Linked DNA regions of Mus musculus: region 2 is linked to region 1. A link is a loop called in an ENCODE intact Hi-C map of the cell type or tissue named here. Cell type or tissue: gastrocnemius. All regions are shown on one strand. Region 1 overlaps Igf2bp3 (insulin-like growth factor 2 mRNA binding protein 3). Region 2 overlaps Igf2bp3 (insulin-like growth factor 2 mRNA binding protein 3).

What was found. Hi-C counts contacts between places; a loop is a spot of excess contacts. Peaks named below come from ENCODE experiments on the same cell type or tissue, not always from the same donor. Only the 100,000 strongest peaks of a DNase experiment are listed, where the experiment ranks them.
Region 2: a loop joins it to region 1, with 2.4 times the contacts of the local background. A loop is called at or near these places in 1 of 42 quality-filtered maps.

The regions. Positions count from the first base shown.
Region 1 is chr6:49,153,194-49,158,193 of GRCm38, reverse strand. All of the region lies in intron 3 of Igf2bp3 (insulin-like growth factor 2 mRNA binding protein 3), which reads left to right. Among named protein-coding and RNA genes, the nearest start is that of D030074P21Rik, 58 kb to the left of the region's middle. In gastrocnemius, no CTCF peak of the experiment used is centred here; DNase peaks (open chromatin) are centred at 1,229 and 2,006; H3K27ac peaks cover 2,039 bases.
Region 2 is chr6:49,092,940-49,097,939 of GRCm38, reverse strand. Igf2bp3 (insulin-like growth factor 2 mRNA binding protein 3) reads left to right here. Exons shown (of 15, transcript NM_023670.3): 11 at 3,684-3,800. It also overlaps a transcript of Malsu1 not described here. Among named protein-coding and RNA genes, the nearest start is that of Malsu1, 22 kb to the right of the region's middle. In gastrocnemius, no CTCF peak of the experiment used is centred here; DNase peaks (open chromatin) are centred at 565, 764, 1,357, 2,733 and 1 more place; H3K4me3 peaks cover 1,877 bases; H3K27ac peaks cover 2,997 bases.

The DNA.
Region 1 (5,000 bases):
ACTCCAGAAGAGGGAATCAGATCTCGTTACGGATGGTTGTGAGCCACCATGTGGTTGCTGGGATTTGAACTCCTGACCTTTGGAAGAGCAGTCGGGTGCTCTTACCCACTGAGCCATCTCACCAGCCCACTGCCTGGGGTTCTTTATATCCACTGTCCTTTCCTGATCCTTCCACCTTCCATGGTCAGCTGAGATCCAGGTTTCTGTGTCCATCTGCCTGGTGTTCTTTATATCCACAGTCCCTTCCTGATCCTTCCACCTTCCACGGTCAGCTGAGATCCAGGTTTCTGTGTCCATCTGCCTGGGGTTCTTTATATCCACCGTCCCTTCCTGATCCGTAGTATAAAGTTTGTGGAATAAAAGCGTTCTGAAGATTGAAGGCAGTGGTTGTAATGAAGGTGAGTGTGTGCAATGCCACTAACTGTATTGAAGTCTGTTATTGGACCATATTTTGACCATAGTGTCAAAGCATGCAAAATAAAACAGTACAAACAAGAAGTATTTGGATATGACTGGAGCCTAAAGACTCTAATAACTCTAATAGTGAAACAGTCAAATAGCAGAACGCACATAAAAGAACCTCTAGTGGACCAGTTATTTGTGCTAACAGAAGGATGGCTTGTGGCCATCTCAGAGCTCACTTAACTGATACTCTTTGTTTTTATGGGCGCGCGCGTGTGTGTGTGTGTGTGTGCGTGCGCACGCGTGCGTGTGTGTGCATGTGTGTATGTGTGCGTGTGTGTGTGTGTGTGTGTGTGTGTGTGTGTGTGTGCGTGCGTGACTGTGGAAGCCAGAGGATAGTCCATGATATCATTCTTAAGGAACTGTTCAAAATTTACCTACTTACTTACTTATTTTTTTAGAGACATGGCATCTTACGACCCTGAGACACACCAAGCCTGGCTGGCCAGTGAGCCCCAGGTATCTCTCTCCCAGTGTCCACCTTTCTGACACTGAGATCATGCATTCATGTTATCGAGTCCAAATTATCTTATATGGATCTAGGGGGCTTGAACCCCAAATACCGATGTGTAGTGGTTTGAATGTTCCCTATGGTCTTGGACATTTAAATAGCTGAGTTCTGTAGTGATTCTATTTGGGAGGCTTAGGAGGGAGGTGTGGCTTGGTTGGAGGAAGCCTGTCACTGGAGCTGTGTTTTGAGAAATTGTTGACTTGGCTGTCTCTGCTTTCGGCTTATTTTGAGATGTAACTCTCAGGTCTCAGCTTTCAGCTCTGGCTGTCATGACTGTGGCATGCTGCCATGCTGCCATCTCTACAGTTAAAGACCTTAACTCTCTGGAAACATAGGACCCAAAAGACCCGTCCTTATCTGTGATGCTTTGGCAGTATAAGTTGGTACCAGAGAGTGGATAGTTGCTGTAAAGATCCTGTTGTCCTCCTCTCCCCCCTCTTTTTTTTTGTTTTTTGGTTTTTGGAATGTGGAAGATTTCAGAACTTTGGACAAGAGAGGCAACTGAATGCTGGAAAAGAGCTTAATGAGCCAATGGTAGTAGGCCCCTGGCAGGCAGTAGGACTGAGAGAAGCACAGACAGTGGAAGCCCAGTTTGATTAAAAGGGAAAGCAAGGACCTTAACAGCCATTCATGTGATATTTTGACAAACAATCTGGCTGTTTTCAGCCCATGTCTTGAGGCTAAATTAAAAAGTAATAGACTAATTTATTTGGCAGGAAATTTCAAGACAGTGTAAGATTGAGTCTGTGACTTGGTTGTTACTAGTAACGTATGCAGTTCTACAATAAAAAGGAGAAAATGAGGCCAAAAGAAAGAAATACAGAATGTGTAGCTTGGAGAGGAAAGAGCATCGGCAGGCGTGATATCACAGCCAAGACTGTGCTGGAGGCGAGGCTGCCACTGTTGGAGATTAGCAGGAGAGGAGGGATCCTCACTGGAGCAATGGCAAGGGTACCTTCAGGGAAAGTTTGCTTCAGTATACAAAAGCTGATGCTAACGTAGTCACAGCAGGCAAGTGTCCATCCCAAGCTAACAGCCAGAGTTGGCAGCAGCATTCCCGTGGTACTGGATTTAGAGGCATAAAAGGTAAAAGAGATTGGGTTGTTGTGCACAAGGACTCTTGGCCGGGAGTCCCTGCGTGAAGGCCCTGAGAGAGCAGGAATTGGCTTTCTCTGCTTCCTGCTTGCAGTTCAAGATGTTGGGCCCTTGGCCCTCAGCCGTTATGGGCGCTAACCCCTTGGAGAACGGTAAGCGCAAATAAACCCATTATTCTGTGAGTTTCTTAGTTTTGATGACTTATCACAGCAATAGAAAAGTAGTTAATTCATCATGTAGAAAGCCTACGTGGGAAATAATGGGGAAGTCATGCAACAGCTGCCTCTGACTTACACACACACACACACACACACACACACAAATGTACATCTGCAGACATGTGTGCACACACAAACGTGTATACAAAAAGTGGCCTAAGGTCATTTGAAAAATAGTTGGAAATTCTGGCCTAATATCAAGTAAAAATTCACTTAAAGATCTAATAAATAAATAAATAAATAAATAAATAAATTCAAGTTACTGATCCAAATTGCATATTGGGGGGTGGGTAGATAGATGCTGATTAAACATGCTAAGCACCTTTACCACTGAGGTAAATGCCCAGCCCTCAAACGGTAGTTTTTAAAATCAAATATTCTAACATAGTAGAATTCAAAGATATCTGAATTTGAAACATTCGTAGGAATGACAATCTGAAAAATAATAAAATTTTTTCCCACAATTAAACCATTATGTTTACATAAGAACTGAAAACTTTGCATGTCCAGTAAAAACACTTCAAGTCATAACACAGAATAGTTTCAAATCTGAGCTCAGGCATTAAAGGCAGCGCTCATCTACACTGGGTGTTGTGATGGCTTGCACAGTGCACACACTGTGTGTTCAGAGCCAAGGCTGCAGTGCAGCACCAGAAACACCTCAGATTCATTCTACATTCAAGTTTGGATTTTGGTTGTTGTGCCTTCAGAAACCTTTCCTGTTGACATTTTTGTAGCAACCCCTACGCTCAGTTATATGAGCGTAGTTATATATATATGACCCTAAAGATCTGTGCCCACTGTTTAAGATGTTCAGCTATGCAGTGGCTAAGAGCACTCAGGGCTTCTCTGGAATGCCTGAGTTTGGTTTCAAGCACACACAGTGGGCTGTGAGAAGTTTGATGACCTCTCTGGCTTCTGCAGGCACCCATATATGTTTATATTCATTCATTCACTTATTCTCTCCTCCTGTCTCTCACACAAATGATTCATAAAAATCCCTAACAAAACTGGTTGAGCTCTAGATCCTTCTGACCCAGGAGTGGTGAAGGACACTTGTGACGTTTGTTTACATTAGTGATTTTCAAGCAACCACTAGCTTTTAAAATCTACAATGAATTATTAGAAGAGGAAAATTAAGTCAGCGGAGAATCCTTGTTTGAGGTGTGTGTGTGTGTCTGTGTGTGCGCACACACACACATGTGCAAGAGAAGGATGTCGGTTCATGCTCTCCCACTCTTTTGCTCTTTTGAGAGAGCATCTCCTAGAACCTCACCCTAAGCTGGCAGCCAGCAGGATCCAGTGATCCTCCTGTCTCAGTCTTCCACAGTACTAGGGGCCCATACCCGGCTTTTTCTGTAGGTGCTGGGACTTGAACTCGGGTCCTCATATTTGCGAATGACTGCTTCGCAACACTTGTTCCTCCTGGAAGATTTCTGTTCCTGTCTTCTTTGAGTCTTTGTTTTCTCCCTCTGTTCAGACTGACCCCAGACTCCCAGGCTCAAGTAATTCTGCCTCAAATTTCTGAGTATTTGGGATTACTGGTGTGGGCTTCCTCGCTTCCATAAATAACCCAGTCATTTTTGAGAGAAAATATCTGATGATGGGCGTAAGCTTAATTTGCCTTCAAGGGTCTCTTTTGATTCATTATTGGATTTGCAATGTATTTTATATGCATCATTGGCTTTTCTTTCTTCTTAGATCTGCATATTTAAAGTCCTTGTTCCTTCATGCCAGGACACAGGGAAGCAAGACTTTTCAGGCCTAGATGTTAGAAGGCTTCTTCCTGTGTGTTTTTCTGTGAGTCTTGGCTAACACATTCCGGTAGCGAGGTAGTAAGGGTCCTGGGCTGCCCATGTTCTTTGCTGGTGGTGAGCTCTTCTGGGATATGTGGAGGTCAGCGCGATAGTACAGATCAGGTGGACTAGACCTTAAATGTCATTGATCTCATTCATCTAACCTCGGTAACTGTATCAGTTGAACTTTTGTTGTTCTGTGCTTTTGTGGGGCTGGAGATCAAGGCCAGGGCTCTGTAACTGTGGGACAAGGACTTTATACTAGTAGTAGCAAACTGTCCTTTCCTCCTTGTAAGATAAGGAGTGTCTTACTATGTAGCTTTGGCTGGCCTGAACTGGCTCTGTAGACCAGGCTGACCGCAAATTCAAGAAATCTACCTGCCTCTGCTTCCTGAATTCTGGAATTAGAGACCTGAGCTACCTCCTGTCGTGGTGACCCCCAACCATAAAATTATTTTATTGCTACTTCATAACTGTGATTTGTTACTGTAATGGCTTGTAAATATCTGATATGTAGGATATCTGATATGTGATCCCATGGGGGTCACAGCCAACAGGTTGAGAACCTCCAGTCTCACTTGTCCTGGAGATCCTTGCCTTCCCTCTTGTGCCCTGGGATCACAGGTCCCACCCTGTACTTCAAATAAATTCTAGGGATCACAATTCCTGTTCTCACATTTGTGAGTTAAGCACTTTGGCTGCAGAGCCATCTGCCCACACCTAAACCCACGGTAATTTTGATAGCTTTTAGAACACTTTTGCTCTCCAGTTGACTTGGTTCCCACGGGTCATTCCCTGTGGTGTTGGATGGTTGGCTCTAGGTGTTTATGGTTAGACATAGAACTAGTCTGCTGACTTCTGTGTGGATTGAAAGTGCTTGCACATTTAGGTTTTTGTCTGGGTCCTTCTGAGTTGCTG
Region 2 (5,000 bases), 60 kb after region 1:
CCAGCCAGAGTACTAGCCAAGAGCTGGAGCTGGCAACGTGCATGCTCGGTGTCTTCGCTGGCCATGTTGGCAGCTTGCAGTTGGGTTGGCAGGAATCAACCTGTGGGCTCTTGTCTTCATAAACCTGGTAGCTTCTTTACACTCTTCTCTGAAGGCTCCAAGATAGTAGTTTGGCCTTGAGGTGGAAAGTACAGGGGCAAGAAAGATGAGTGAGCATTCTTTGTAGGTCACCAGAGGCACTCTAAGAACCAGACCAAGTTCCTGTCTCCTTCTAAAGCCAGGTAGGATCTCGTAGTCCTTAAGATTTTTCACTGTGGGTGCAGTAAACATTTCTAGGCAAGTAAACCACTGCATCATACTTGGTTATGGGGGAAAACTTCCTTTTTCTTTCTTTCTTAAGCTTTAGTATTCTGTTGAGGTCATAGAGTTGAGTAAACTTCATTTTAGTTCCAGACCCAAATCTAGTTAAAAACAACTCCTCCCTCCCCCAAGTACCTATCTTAGAGGCCAAAGGAAAACAATGGCACCCTGCCAGGTTCCTGGTGGCTGATCTCTTGGCTGCCAGGCACGTCTCCATGCCTTTGTGATGCCCGAGTTTGTGTTGCCTGCAGAGTAAATACACTTAACCTCACTGTTTGCTGCTGCGTGTATCTTCTCGATAGCGGGTGATTAGGAATTATTCACTGGCAGACTTCACCAGTTACGCAAATGCTCAGCCTCACAGCTCTGCTCTCGTTATTTCAAGACACAGAGCAGCGCTTGCCAAGAGTCCGAAGGAAGCTTTGCCACAGGCATCTGGCAGCAATCCACTGGGAAGTAGCTTGCGTCCCGTGGCTGTCTTTCATCCTCAAAGAGTCTATGCAGGAATGGGTTTCCTGTGTGTCCAGGGCAGTGAACCCAAGGAGTGAGTGTGTCAGAGAGTGTGTGTAGGAACAGGTCTCCTGTGTATTCAGGGCGGAGAACTTGTACCCAAGGAGTGAGTGTGTCAGCAAGTGTGTGTAGGAACGGGTCTCATGTGTGTTCAGGGCGGAGAACTTGTACCCAAGGAGTGAGTGTGTCAAAAGGACGATGTTGAGGGGCTTTTCTTCTGTCTGCTTAGGTCTGTCCATCAAGACGAAATGGTGTGCTTATCTGGGGTAGATCCTGAAAACAGCTTCTCAATGCTGGATTCCGTGTGAGAACACACTGTACAGACAGTCAAGTGGATAGATGTTTCCACGAGCTGCCTGTGCCTCAGAGGAAAATTCCCTTGTGAAATAATTTATGGCCAGTGAGATGGCTGGGGGAACAGAACTGAAGCCAGGGGAGATGGGTGATATTCAGAAACGCCCTCTTCCAGCTTCAGATGGCCGATGAGTCACTGAAGACATGTTGCCAATAGCGCACATGACTTACTGTTTGTCTGGGGCACCATCTCCTGTATGAAAAGCACAGTTACTTCAGATTTGGATTGCTCTATTGGGCAGGCCCTCGTGCCTTCAGAGCAGCAGCTTCTGTCACGCTCAGGCCAGCAGAGACTCCTCACATTGCACTTTGTTGCTGTTGTGATATTGTACTCTGGTCATTTCAGCTGTTCCTTTCCCAGAGCTAATTCAAGAGACAGTTCTGAAATTCTCACCAAGTCATTCATGTTTAAAATTCAGCCACACCATACCCTGCTTCTTTCTTCTTTGAGACAGGGTTTCTCTATGAAGCCCTGGCTCTGCTGGAACTAGCTCTGTATACTAGGTTGTCCTTGAATTCAGAGATCCAATGCCCCATCTTTAAATTTCTTACTGTAAATAGCTCCTTCCATCTCTAGAGATGTGAACCTATAACATCTTCTTTAAAGCACAAATTTGTTTTATTGCTTATTGGTGATTTACCTTTTTCCCACCATTGTATTTTTATTTCAGAATTGTTGGTGGTGTCTATGTGTATGGGTGGTTTGCTTGCATGTATGTCTGTGCAGCACATATGCACAGTGCTTACAGAGGTCAAAAGAAGAGGGTGGATCTCTTGGAACTGGTGTGGGTGCTAGGAGTTGAATCTGAGTTCTCTGGAAGGGCAGCCAGTGCTCTTTAACAGCTGAGATATGACTCCAGCCCCCACTATATATGTTTTTCAAAAACAAACTTCTTACATGTAGCAGGTTCCAGAACAATAATTTATCCTAACTATAGGTGACAAAAATGTTTAAATAGGAATAGAAATAGGTCCAATTATCTCAGCCACAAGGAGCAGGTTCCTTAAGCCTGAGCTTCCTTCTCCATCTCAGTTGCTTGCACTCTTTTCTGACATCTTCATGGCCCAACATGACACCTGTGCCCCCCCCCCCACCCCCGACTCTTTGGTGTCTGTCTTAGGGTTTTATTGCTGCGAAGAGACATCATGACCTCTTGTAAAGGACATTTAATTGGGGCTGTCTTACAGTTTCAGAGGTTTAGTCCATTATAATGGTGGAAAGCATGGCAGCATGCAGGCAGGCATGGTGTTGGACAGGTAGCTGAGAGCTCTACATCGGGATTGGCAGGCATCAAGAAAAGAGAGCCACTGGGCCTGGCTTGGGCTTGAGCTTCTGAAACCCCACAGCCCATCTCCTAGTGACACACTTCCTCCAACAAGGCCACACCTCCCAGTAGTGCCCACCCCTTATGGGGGCCATTTTCATTCCACCCCCACCGGTGCTAACGTTAAGCCTTCCTGGAGCAGGCTTCCTGTTGTCAGAAGGCGACTAGAGAAGAAGCTGGGGGAGCAGCGGTGTTGCTCCATTAGAACGCGCTCCATTGCTGGCACTGCACCTTGGCATGGCCTTGTGAGGAATTTGGTCACCGAGCTGTCTCTGAGTGACCACTGTGTGACATGAGCCTGGAGAAGGCACACGTGACCAGTGTGAAGCAGGGAAGCACGAGTCCATCTGTCCACAACCTTTCAGGACTTAGCTTTCTGATTTCTGAGTTCGAGGCCACCCTGGTCTACAGAGTGAGTTCCAGGACAGCCAGGGCTATACAGAGAAACCCTGTCTCAGAAAAAACAAACAAAAAAGGACTTAGCTTTCAAAATGGTTTCTGGCTATTTGTGGATAAGATGCCAAGGGAGTGCAAAGAAGTGTGCGGGAGGGAAGTGTCTTACAGTGTTTTGTTACTAAAGTAAATGGGTTTCCCTTTTAATTCTGTCTTATGTGTGCCAAGTATAGAATGGTGTGTTCTCTCCGTATGTAGGAGCTGTTGTTTAGGAATTAAAAGCCTAGATCAGTAGAAGAGCCTTGCAAGCACAAGTGTTCATCCTTGACTGGGGGGGGGGGGAGGGGGGGAGGGGAGGCGAGGGAGAAGGAAGGAGAGAAAGAAGGGGGCGGCTAAGCTCTGGACATCCGTATCCTTTACTGCTGTCTACTTTGTGATGTGTAGTCTGAAGCCACCTTGGTGTGTAGTCTACATGTTTTAAATATTAAAAAAAGAAGGCAAAGGATAAGTCAATGAGGTTTTGAGACTTAGGAAAACTTGTGTAGCAAAGGTGAGGTTTTAATGACGGGTCCTTTTAGGACCAACTTTGGCTTGCTAGGTAAGCTCCGACTACTTCTGTACGGTTCTCCATGACCTGCCGAGCACTCCTACTGTATGAGAGTGCCTGTGCCCGAGGGGAAGGTGCCGGGGATTTATCTGGCAGCAAAGAAGCACTCATGTCCTGGCTTTCTTTTCTTACAGCAATCAGAGACGGAGACTGTGCATCTGTTTATTCCCGCCCTGTCCGTTGGCGCCATCATTGGCAAGCAGGGCCAACACATCAAACAGCTTTCTCGCTTTGCGGGAGCTTCGATTAAGGTACTGTTGTGCACACTGTGGCTCTCCTGGTTATACAAGAAAGTGAAAGTGGTGGGCTGAATCAGGACTATGACAGGAACCCTACAGCAGTGGCTTCATTGTGCTTAGTTAACATCTCTCTCAGACAAATTGGTCTGTGGAGAAGCCAACTGGACCACATCTTGGCACCTCTGAGATCTGACTTACAACTTCCTTCTAGCTCATCTCCACTTTCCGAGCTCTTAAGAGTCACGTCTGCTGGGCGGTGGTGTGCTTTAATCCTAGCACTCAGGAGGCAGATCTCTGAGTTTGAGGCAAGTCTAGTTTACACAGAGAAGCCTTGTCTTGAAAAACAAAACTAACAAACAAAAACCCCAAAAGCCCTCCCCCCAAAAAAAACCCCAACAAACCAAACCAAACAAAAAGAGCTACATTTGTCACCCAGCCAATGAGGACAGGGGCATGTAGTGAAGTCTTTCCCATAAGTTCATTGCTGTGGGATTTTTTTTTTTTTTTGGTATATTCCATTCTCCGAACTTGGCCAGTCAAAGCTGAGGAGCAGCAGGGAAATGAAGTTTTGTGTTGTCAACTAAGCATTTATTGTCTAAATGTGGGACCACTAGTGTTTGTCAAAAGAGATCACTGTCTATCTGCAGAATCTGTATTTTGATGTGTTGAAGCAATTCATTATTAGATAAAAGGGGTGTTTGCATGCATGCGCACCGATGAGAGGGTGCTTGAGCATATGTGTATACATGGAGGTTAATGTCTGCTGGTCCCTCAGTCACACGCACTTTATATTCTGAGATAGCGTGTTACTGACCAGCCTACTGACTCAGTGGGCTGCTGGGCGAGTGAGTTTCAGGATTCCTGTCTCTGCCCTTTCCAGCTCTGGGCTGTTCATATGGATGCTGGGATCTAAGTATTCTACCAACTGAACCATGCCCCATCCTCGGATTCTTGCATTAAAACAAAGGTTGCCAGGTGTGATAAGTTCATAGCTTTCTTCTGAAAACCATCAGTGGAAACTTTTAAAAGCCCCTTAATTTGAAAAAAAAAAAAAAAAAGATGTAATACAATTTCTGTACAACATATAGATTCCACTTCTGGATATCTATCCATGAGAAGTGAAGCTTAGCATAAGCTCCTCTCCCCCAAAGAAAACTAGAATGTTAATAATGTTTTTATTGGTAACTATCCTAAATGTCCTTCATGTGCAGA